2 separate regions of the Homo sapiens genome follow, and region 1 is linked to region 2. The links are chromatin contacts, found by Hi-C or POLR2A ChIA-PET in ENCODE. All regions are on one chromosome and are shown on one strand. The core of a region is the stretch at or near the end of the contact, and the rest is flanking DNA. Distances in the headings are between cores, read along the strand shown. Region 1 overlaps RGS9 (regulator of G protein signaling 9). Region 2 overlaps GNA13 (G protein subunit alpha 13).

The links. Hi-C counts contacts between places; a loop is a spot of excess contacts on that map. ChIA-PET counts read pairs that join two places held with the same protein, here RNA polymerase II (POLR2A). Pooled maps may share reads with other maps.
Region 1: a map with no recorded cell type shows a loop between it and region 2 (6-fold over the local background). The contact joins two enhancer-like sites. A Hi-C loop is called at or near these places in 1 of 168 maps with a recorded cell type or tissue (endothelial cell of hepatic sinusoid), 20 of 37 single-sample maps with no recorded cell type and 11 of 50 pooled maps. POLR2A ChIA-PET finds 5 or more read pairs at or near these places in 2 of 52 experiments (OCI-LY7 and activated CD4-positive, alpha-beta T cell).

Annotation. Positions count from the first base shown.
Region 1 is chr17:65,178,026-65,182,143 of GRCh38, reverse strand. The region is part of intron 9 of RGS9 (regulator of G protein signaling 9); the gene reads right to left. Among named protein-coding and RNA genes, the nearest start is that of RGS9, 43 kb to the right of the region's middle. RefSeq lists an enhancer at 810-859. Within about 2 kb of position 2,728, at least 8 of the 41 ENCODE cell types and tissues checked have a DNase peak (open chromatin) inside an H3K27ac peak, as active enhancers do; they include OCI-LY7, where a contact is called at or near this core.
Region 2 is chr17:65,021,412-65,025,798 of GRCh38, reverse strand. The region is part of intron 2 of GNA13 (G protein subunit alpha 13); the gene reads left to right. Among named protein-coding and RNA genes, the nearest start is that of GNA13, 33 kb to the left of the region's middle. Within about 2 kb of position 2,663, at least 8 of the 41 ENCODE cell types and tissues checked have a DNase peak (open chromatin) inside an H3K27ac peak, as active enhancers do; they include OCI-LY7, where a contact is called at or near this core.

The DNA.
Region 1 (4,118 bases), core at 1,479-3,978, 160 kb before region 2:
TTTACCAAAAGATCTGTATACTCGCCAGTGTAGACTGAGGTTCTGAGCAGCTGCTTATTGGAGTAGGCAGAGAGGTTGAAATTGGCATGTAACCCCTCCTTCCACCTCTAACCAGGGGAGAAGTATGAGAAGGTGAAAAGGCAGAAGAGGAAATTGGCTAGGTACAGCACCCTAACATGGAGTCTGAGGTCTACAAGTCCCATAAATTCTCTCTCATAGCATGACAACATTTAGAATAATACCAGCTGTGTGTGGAGTGTCTCTACGTGTTGATTAGCATTCTAGACACTACACATAAGTGATCCTGCTTAATCCTCTGATGAAGGAACTAGCATGCTTCCCCTGTTAGAGATGAGGAAACTGAGACTGTGGCTCAAGAAAGAGCTTGCCCAAGATCACATGGACCGGAAGTGGCAGAGCTGGGGCTCAGGCCAATGTCAAGGGTCTCTTCAGCACCCGACACTGCCCTCATCCCTAAATGATGGCAGTGATCCTGCCATGAGCGGCCCCTGCCCCCATCACCTCCTGGGGTGCAGGAGTTGGGGGTTCCGTATGCCTCAAGGTATTGGAGCTAAAAGAGGACTCACTTCTAGAGTGTGGTCCCGGCCCCTGGCCAGTCCCTCCCAGCTGCCATTAGCCAGTGGGAGTGGGCCACCCAGGGCCCGAGACACCTGCCAACCTAATGACTTTCCTCCTTATGGTTGACGGTTACTTGCCTCTATTTGGGGAAAACAGATACATCTTCTCAAGAATTTACTCATTCTCGAAATGCAAATCAAAACCACAATGAGATAACATCTCACACTAGTCAGAATGGCTATTATCAAAAAGTCAAAAAATAACAGATGCTGGCAAGGAGAAAAGGGAAGCTTATATGCTTCTGGTGGGAATGAAATTAGTTCAGCCATTGTAGAAAGCAGTGTGGTGATTTCTCAAAGAACTTAAAATAGAATTACCATTGACCCAGCAATCGCATTACTAGGTATATACCCAAAGGGATATAAATCATTCCGTCATAAAGACACATGCATGCCTATGTTCACTGCAGCACTATTCACAATAGCAAAGACATGGGATCAACCTAAATGCCCATCATTGGTAGACTGGATGAAGAAAATGTGGTACATATATACCATGGAATACTATGCAGCCATAAAAAAATGAGATCATGTTCTTTGTAGCAACATGGATGGAGCTAGAGATCATTGTCTTAAGCGAACTAACGCAGGAACAGAAAACCAAATACCACATGGGCTCACTTATAAGTGGGAGCTGAACATTGAGTACACAAGGACACAAAGAAGGGAACAACAGACACCCAGGCCTACTTGAGGGTGGAGGGTGGGAGGAGGGAGAGGATAGAAAAACTACCTATGAGTACTATGCTTATTTCCTGAGTGACAAGATAATCTATATACCAAACTCCGGTGACATGCAGTTTACCTGAAATGTAACCCCTGAACCTAAAATAAAAGTTTAAAAAGAAGGATTGATAGCCAGGCGCAGTGGTTCATGCCTGTAATCCCAGCACTTTGGGAGGCCAAGATGGGCGGATCACCTGAGGTCAGGAGTTCAAGACCAGCCTGGCCAACATGGAGAAACTCCGTCTGTACTAAAAATATGAAAAAATTAGCTGGGCGTGGTGGAACACACCTGTAATCGCGGCTACTCTGGAGGCTGAGGCAAGGAGTTACTTCAACCCGGAAGGCGGAGGTTGCAGTGAGCCGAGATCACGCCACTGCACTCCTGCCTGGGTGACAGAGCAGGACTCCGTCTCAAAAAAAAAGAATAGAAAAGAAAAAAAGAAAGAAGGATCGATTCCTTCTCAAAATGACCTCTCTTCAAACCAGCTCAGGCACCATGAGTTCTCTGAAGTGAGACAAAAATCCAAAGCCTCTGCACTCCCAGGTCTTCATGGAGATGCTTCATGCTCTTGGCAACCCTCTTCTCTCAGGGCAGATTAACCCGGGAACACAGGGGACTCGCAGACAGTGGAAAATGTTGCAGACAGATAAACCACAGCATGCTGGGGCTGCCTGAGGGGAGGGCTGGAAGGGGCTCTGCATGCATGAGAATTGCAGTTCTTTATTCTTCTTAATACTTTATTCCACAGCAGCCAGAGTGCACAGACAGGAGATAGATAGATAGCTGGGAAGAGAGAGAGAGAGAGACAGAGAAGATAACGGTAAACAGCGGAGACACAGCCCGTATCACACCCCACCATGGCAAAGGCACCCTCTGTCGTACACCCAGCCTGCCCACTGGGTTCTGGGCTGAGGGTGTTGCCAGCATCCACATCCGCAGGAAGTGGGCTCTGAAGGCCAAGGAGCACAAAGATGCCTCCTCAGTAAAGACAGTAATCTGGTCACCCTCCTCAGAAGTCACCCCCAGGATGGAGCAGCTCAGCTCCTTAGCTTCCCTCTCAAATGGATGAAGTTAAGGTCCTGCCTAACCACCCCCAACACACACACACACACACACACACACACACACACACACACACACACAGCTGAGCAGTATCCTGGCTTGGGTCACGGATGGGTGACCCTTTGTTCCCACCCCCCCATCTCAGAATGAGTGATGTGCTTTCTGCCTCCACCCTCTCTCTCCTCCCCAGGAAAGAGGTTTCCAGAGCTGCTAGTTAGCCATAAAAAAAAGCAACCCTTCCACCCAGGTTCAATCTTTTACTCGAGGATTCTGTTTCCATGGCAACCAAGCCTACAAGGCCTCAGCAGTGATCTGTTCTCTGGCAAGGGGAACACGGGAAAGGCTGCCCTGGGAACAGCTGAGTTAAGGCTGACTGTGCCCTGTGTGTATCAAAGGAAGGGTCTCTCCAGCTTGTGGACAAGAGACCTAATGGTTCCCCCGGTGACCCTCTCCAGGGAGCAAAAGCAAACACTGTCCCAGAGCTGCCTTGCTAACATTTCTGGCTCCTTTTTCTTTCCCCTCCCACTTCCACCCTCCTCCTTCCCCTGCACACCCCTACAGGCCCCCACTCATGCCTTAAGGCTCTGCAGAGCCCTATAGATGCACCCTAGGCTAGAGATGACACCCTTGCTACCCAAAGACAATGTTTGACAGAAAGCAATGAAACTACCTAAGATCTGTTTAAATGGGTCTAGGATGGTTCATTGGAATCAGTGGTTGTCAGCCAGAGTAATGTTGACTTCCTTCCCAGGGTACAATGGGCAATGTCTGGAGACATTTTTGATTGTTAGGACTGGGGCTTAGGTGGGCAGGGAGAGGAATGGAGGTACTGACATCTCATGGGCAGAGCTGGGGATGCTGCTGAACATTCTAAAATGCACAGGACAGCTTCACCAAAGAATTGTCTATCTGAGCCAGGCACAGTGGCTCACACCTGTAATCTCAGTGCTTTGGGAGGCCAAGGCAGGAGGACTGCTTGAGCCCAGGAGTTCAAGACCAGCCTGGGCAACATAGAAAGACACTGTCTCTACAGATAATTTCAAAAATTAGCCAAGCACGGTGGCATGTGCCTGTGGTCCTAGCTACTTGGGTGGCTAAGGCAGGAGGATCACCTGAGCCCAAGAGGTCAAGGCTGCAGTGAGCTATGAGCATGCCACTGCACTGCAGCCCGGGCAACAGAGTGAGACCCTGTCTCAAATAATAAATGAATTAAATAAATAAATAAATAAATAAATAGGAAAAAAAAAGAATTATCTGGCCCAAAATGTCAATAGGGCCATGGGCTCAACAGCTTATGAACTGTATTTCTATAAATAAATAAATACTCATAGGACATTGGCTATCCATCATGAAAGATGGCCTATTTGAGGAAAGGTATTTTTTTTTAATGAAACCTGCTTGGAGAATCTTTACAAAGATCCCACTCCACTGGGATGTGAAAGAAAGTGTTAGATTCCAGGTCCTGTCATGTGGATTAAGGTTAAATCTAAAACTGATTCAAGAGTTTCGAGGCTGGGGTCTACAGTCTCCTCAGGATCAAGGAACTGGCTGAAACTGTGTACAGAATGTCTGTCTGTGCATCTTTGAGTGGAATGAGCTCATAACTTTCATCAGATTTTCGAAGGGGGAAGTGACTCAGAAAAGTTTGAAAACCAGCCATCTAGATCCCATTAGCTCTTCCCTGCACTCTA
Region 2 (4,387 bases), core at 1,414-3,913:
ATGTGTTCTAGGCTGGGTCTCGAACTCCTGGGCTCAGGCGATCCTTGCTCTTTAGCCTCCCAAAGTGCTGGGATTACAGGCATTGAGCCACTGAACCTGGCCAGGGAGTGCTGCCTATTAAGCATTTTTAATTGCTTATTTACCTATCATGCAATGTTTAGGTGTCTATTATAGAAGCAAATTAATTTTGTAAGTTTAATTGAGGTTTCAAGTTCCTTAGAGTCCTATTGCTAAAATATAAGTAGCACTTAACGATAACTTTTCCCATCCGCGCTTCTCAGCACGTTCAGTAATGTTACATCTGGAGTATCAGGTCCATTAATTTTTAACCACAAAATCTGAGTTAGCTTGAAAGCTGTGGACTATGGTGAACATTTGAAAATAGGCTCTAGGGGTATAGACAAGTAGGCAGCTAGAACTGTAGTACAGTAGGAAATAAAGCTTGTCAGAATTGTCAAATAAGTTTTTTTAAAAGAGGAAGCTATATATAGACTTAATTTTATTGTTTATGATTCAGATATCCCAAAAGAAGGCCTGATAGTTTCTTGTGAGACGTGGTGAATTATGAAGAATGCAAATACTGCTTGAAATCCACTTTTACAGCTGGGTGTAGTGGCTCATGCTTGTAATCCCAGCACTCCCGGAGGCCGAAGTGGGTGGGTTGCTTGAGTCCAGGAGTTCGAGACCACCCTGGGCAACATAGTGAAACCCCATCTCTACTAAAAATACAAACAATTAGCCAGGCATGGTAGCAAGTGCCTGTAATCCCACCTACGCTGGAGGCTGAAGTGGGAGAATCACCTGAGCCCGGGTGGTCAAGGCTACAGTGAGCCTCGACAGTGGCTACATTGTGCCACTGTACTCCAGCCTGGATAACCAGAGTTGAGACCCTATCTCAAGAAAACAAAAAACAAGCCCACTTGTACAGTAAGATAAAACTAAACTAAATTTCTTATCTTGGCATTTTTAGACTTTAAAAACAGATTTTGTGTAATTGATCCTAAAAGATGAAATTAATACGAAATCTAGTTTTGAGTAAAATATATATCCAGATTTGAAGTAATGCGAGGGCTGGCTACATCAGAATCACTTCTCTCGGAACTTGCTAAGATTTTGATTGGGTGGATTTGTTTGGAGACCTGGGAATCTGTATTTTTAATAAGCACATTAGGTAATTCTGATAGATTACCAGGATTAAGTATCATTGGTCTAGAAATGTGTAAAGGGTCAGATAGTATAATATTTTAGGCACTGCGTGCCAAGGGAAGAAATCAAGGGCATTATGTAGGTATTTATATAAAAAGTTTTATTGATGAGATTAAAAATATAAACTTGTGTGCAAGTTTTTGTGGCTACGAATGTGAAAAAAATTGGATTCTTTTGGAATAACATTTTGTTTATTGGGATTCAATGTTTTAGCATTTTTTTGTCAGAGTCAGTTGCAAATATTCCTCCATTCTGATCTGTAATGAGATTTTACACATTTCATCCTTGAAAATATATTTTCACACAGATACTACCAAATGAGCATATGATTTTTTATTTTTTGGAGAAGGTCTTGCTCTGTCGCCCAGGCTGGAGTGCAGTGCCATGATCACAGCTCATTGCAGCCTCAACCCCCGGGCTCAGGTGATGATCCTACCTCACCCTCCCTAGTAGTTGGGACTACAGGCACATGCCACCACACCCAGCTAATTTTTTAACTTTTTGTAGAGATGAGTCTCAGTATGTTGCCTAGGTGGGTTTTAAACTCCTGGGCTCAAGCAATCCTCCCGCTTTGGCGTCCTCCCAAAGTGCTGGGATTACAGTGTGAGCCACCGTGCCAGCCATAGCATATGATTTTTATTGAGCATAGTCAGTGCTTGAGAGATACTTACAGAATCCTGTTAGATTCTTCTCAGTGTTTGCCTCTTAGCATGTCATTACATTGCAGATTAACCACTTGAAGGTTAGGTAGAAGCTCTTCATTTGCGTAGTTAAATGGATTTTGAAATATGGAAATTTCCTTTGCACTTACATAGGGGTCTGAAAGATGCTGTTGGAACTGTAGTTAGAGTTTAGAAATATTATGTCCACTGGAAATTTGTATGGGAATGGAAGTCTCACTTTTTGTTTTAACTTTTGACAGCAAAGAAAGTATATAAAGCAGTTTGACATTGTTTTGATTAAAACTATGCTAGCTGTCGAAATGACTTTACCAGAGTGTAAGTTTCACCAACAGTGCCGTTTTGCCTTGTAATTTTAGGTTGAATTCATTCAGAAATCAAATCAAGTCTGCCCTAAGGCTAATTTCCGAAACCATTCAGCGTTCAACAATAGTGGTTAAGGGTAGTTCTTGTTCAGGAAAAGAAATCAGTTCCATCCCTGTGCTCAGAAAAAAGTCAGTAAAACTTTAGCGCTGCTAAGACATCGAACTGTGTCAGAATTTTCACTTTTTGTTTCTGACAGAAACTCATGACCTGCTGATGGTCAGGTTCACAGGAGCGTGTTAAATTCATCACTGACATTACTCGTTCATGAGCACAATAGATTCATGTGTTTCCCACAAGGTACATGCTCATGAGTAATGCAGTGAGTAACCCTTACACAGGTTTTGCATGTTTGACCCCCTTTCTGTTCCACGCATTTTTACCACCATCAGTTGTAACACAGCCTAGCATATTCCAGTTTAGGCTGTACTCATTTAGTGTTTTCTCAGCTTCTCTGAAAATACTCTCACACGTAGCTCTTCCACATGGACTGTTCATACAGGCTGGTTCTTCAGTCACTTCAAACTTGGCATTGATTCCCTAAGTAAACAACAACTGAGCATTGTGGTAATAAACTCAGCAAGAGCCAGGGAAAACCACTGAAATAATTTGCCATGTTTCTTAATTGACAGTTGATGGTTGTTCCGAGTGTCCTCAACTCTGAGCAGCTGCTCTCACTGAAAGGCTAATAGTCTTAAACAAGGTTACTTTCTCTGGCCATATTTCTTCAGCTGTTACAATCAAACATGAGTTACTCACTCACTTGGTAAATGGCATTCCTTGCTTGTCTAACAAAAACTTTGAAAACTTGAAAATACTTTGGTTGCAGTCTCATTTCATTTTTTGTTTTGGTGAAGAAATTCTGCAGTGATAAGCTATTCCATTTTAAAATTTTGCATGTGTTTTGTTTTTGTTTTATGACCGTTGCTTTTCTGTGGGTTGGGAGGATTGAAGAAAGCTTAGTCTGTAAATGTTGGCATACATTGTATTCTTCTAGCATAGCTATAGTGTCATTGCATAATAAATAATGCTTTACCATGGAATTTGATAGCAAAATTATTTACATCCTACTGTGCCTTAAAAGTGTGGTATTCAGGGCCTTCTTTTTATTTGGATGGATGTGTATTTACTCCCTTTTTTTTTTTTTTAATGTCATGGTGTGGCAATACTGGTGACACTTGGAATATTTTCAAGTTATAACTGTGTCACTGCAGTTTGTGGTGCACCAAGCAGTGGTGCAGAGTCATGAGAGTGCAACACACTGCCTCAGTCTCCACTCCTCACCTCTGCTGTTGTAGCCTGGAAGTTCCCATAGACGATACACCAACAGGTGAGCGTGGCTGTGTTCCAGTGCATTTTTATTTATGGATGTTGAAGTTCGAATTTCATATCATTTTTACATATCATGAAATAGTCTTTTAAGTTTTTTCCCCAACCATTTAAAAATGAGCCGTACAAAAACAGGCATTGGGTTGGATTTGGCCTTCAGGCTATATAGTTTGTGGACAGACCCCTGGTCCAGAATCTAGTTAAATATAAGGAGCAATCCATTTGCTCTCAACCAGCTCTTCCTTCTGCCATAATAGTAATTCACTAGCACTGTTGTAGTTGTATATACTTTTTCAGTGGTACTGTGTTGAGGATCATTTGAAAGATCTTAATACATATTGCCAAATTGCTTTCTAGAATATGTTTACCTTGCTTTTTATTAGAAAATCTATATTTGATACCCATCTCTATAAACCTTATGTTATATTCTTAAGGCATGAATCAGACTTTGAATTAAAAAACTCTACTCTTTACCTATTTTCTATAAGCAGAGTTGCCCTTTTCTTATTGACATAAAGCCACTGGTGTTTTTGAGTATGTTCTAAAACAGCAGATCAGTTCTTCTTGTGTGTTCTTTGGCTATCCAGCTTAAATTCCATATCCTTTTAAAGAAGTGCATTCTAAATCCTTTCCTTTTAATATTTTAGCTGTGCAGAAGAGAGCATTGAATACAAATGTCACTTGTTCAGTAACTGGGTCGATAAGCTGCTAAGCCTCTCTCTGTATGACTATGAATTTAATAGAAATTATTTTCTAACTTTTGTTCTTAGCTTTTCTGTTACCTTCAAGCTTAGGACTCCAGACCCATT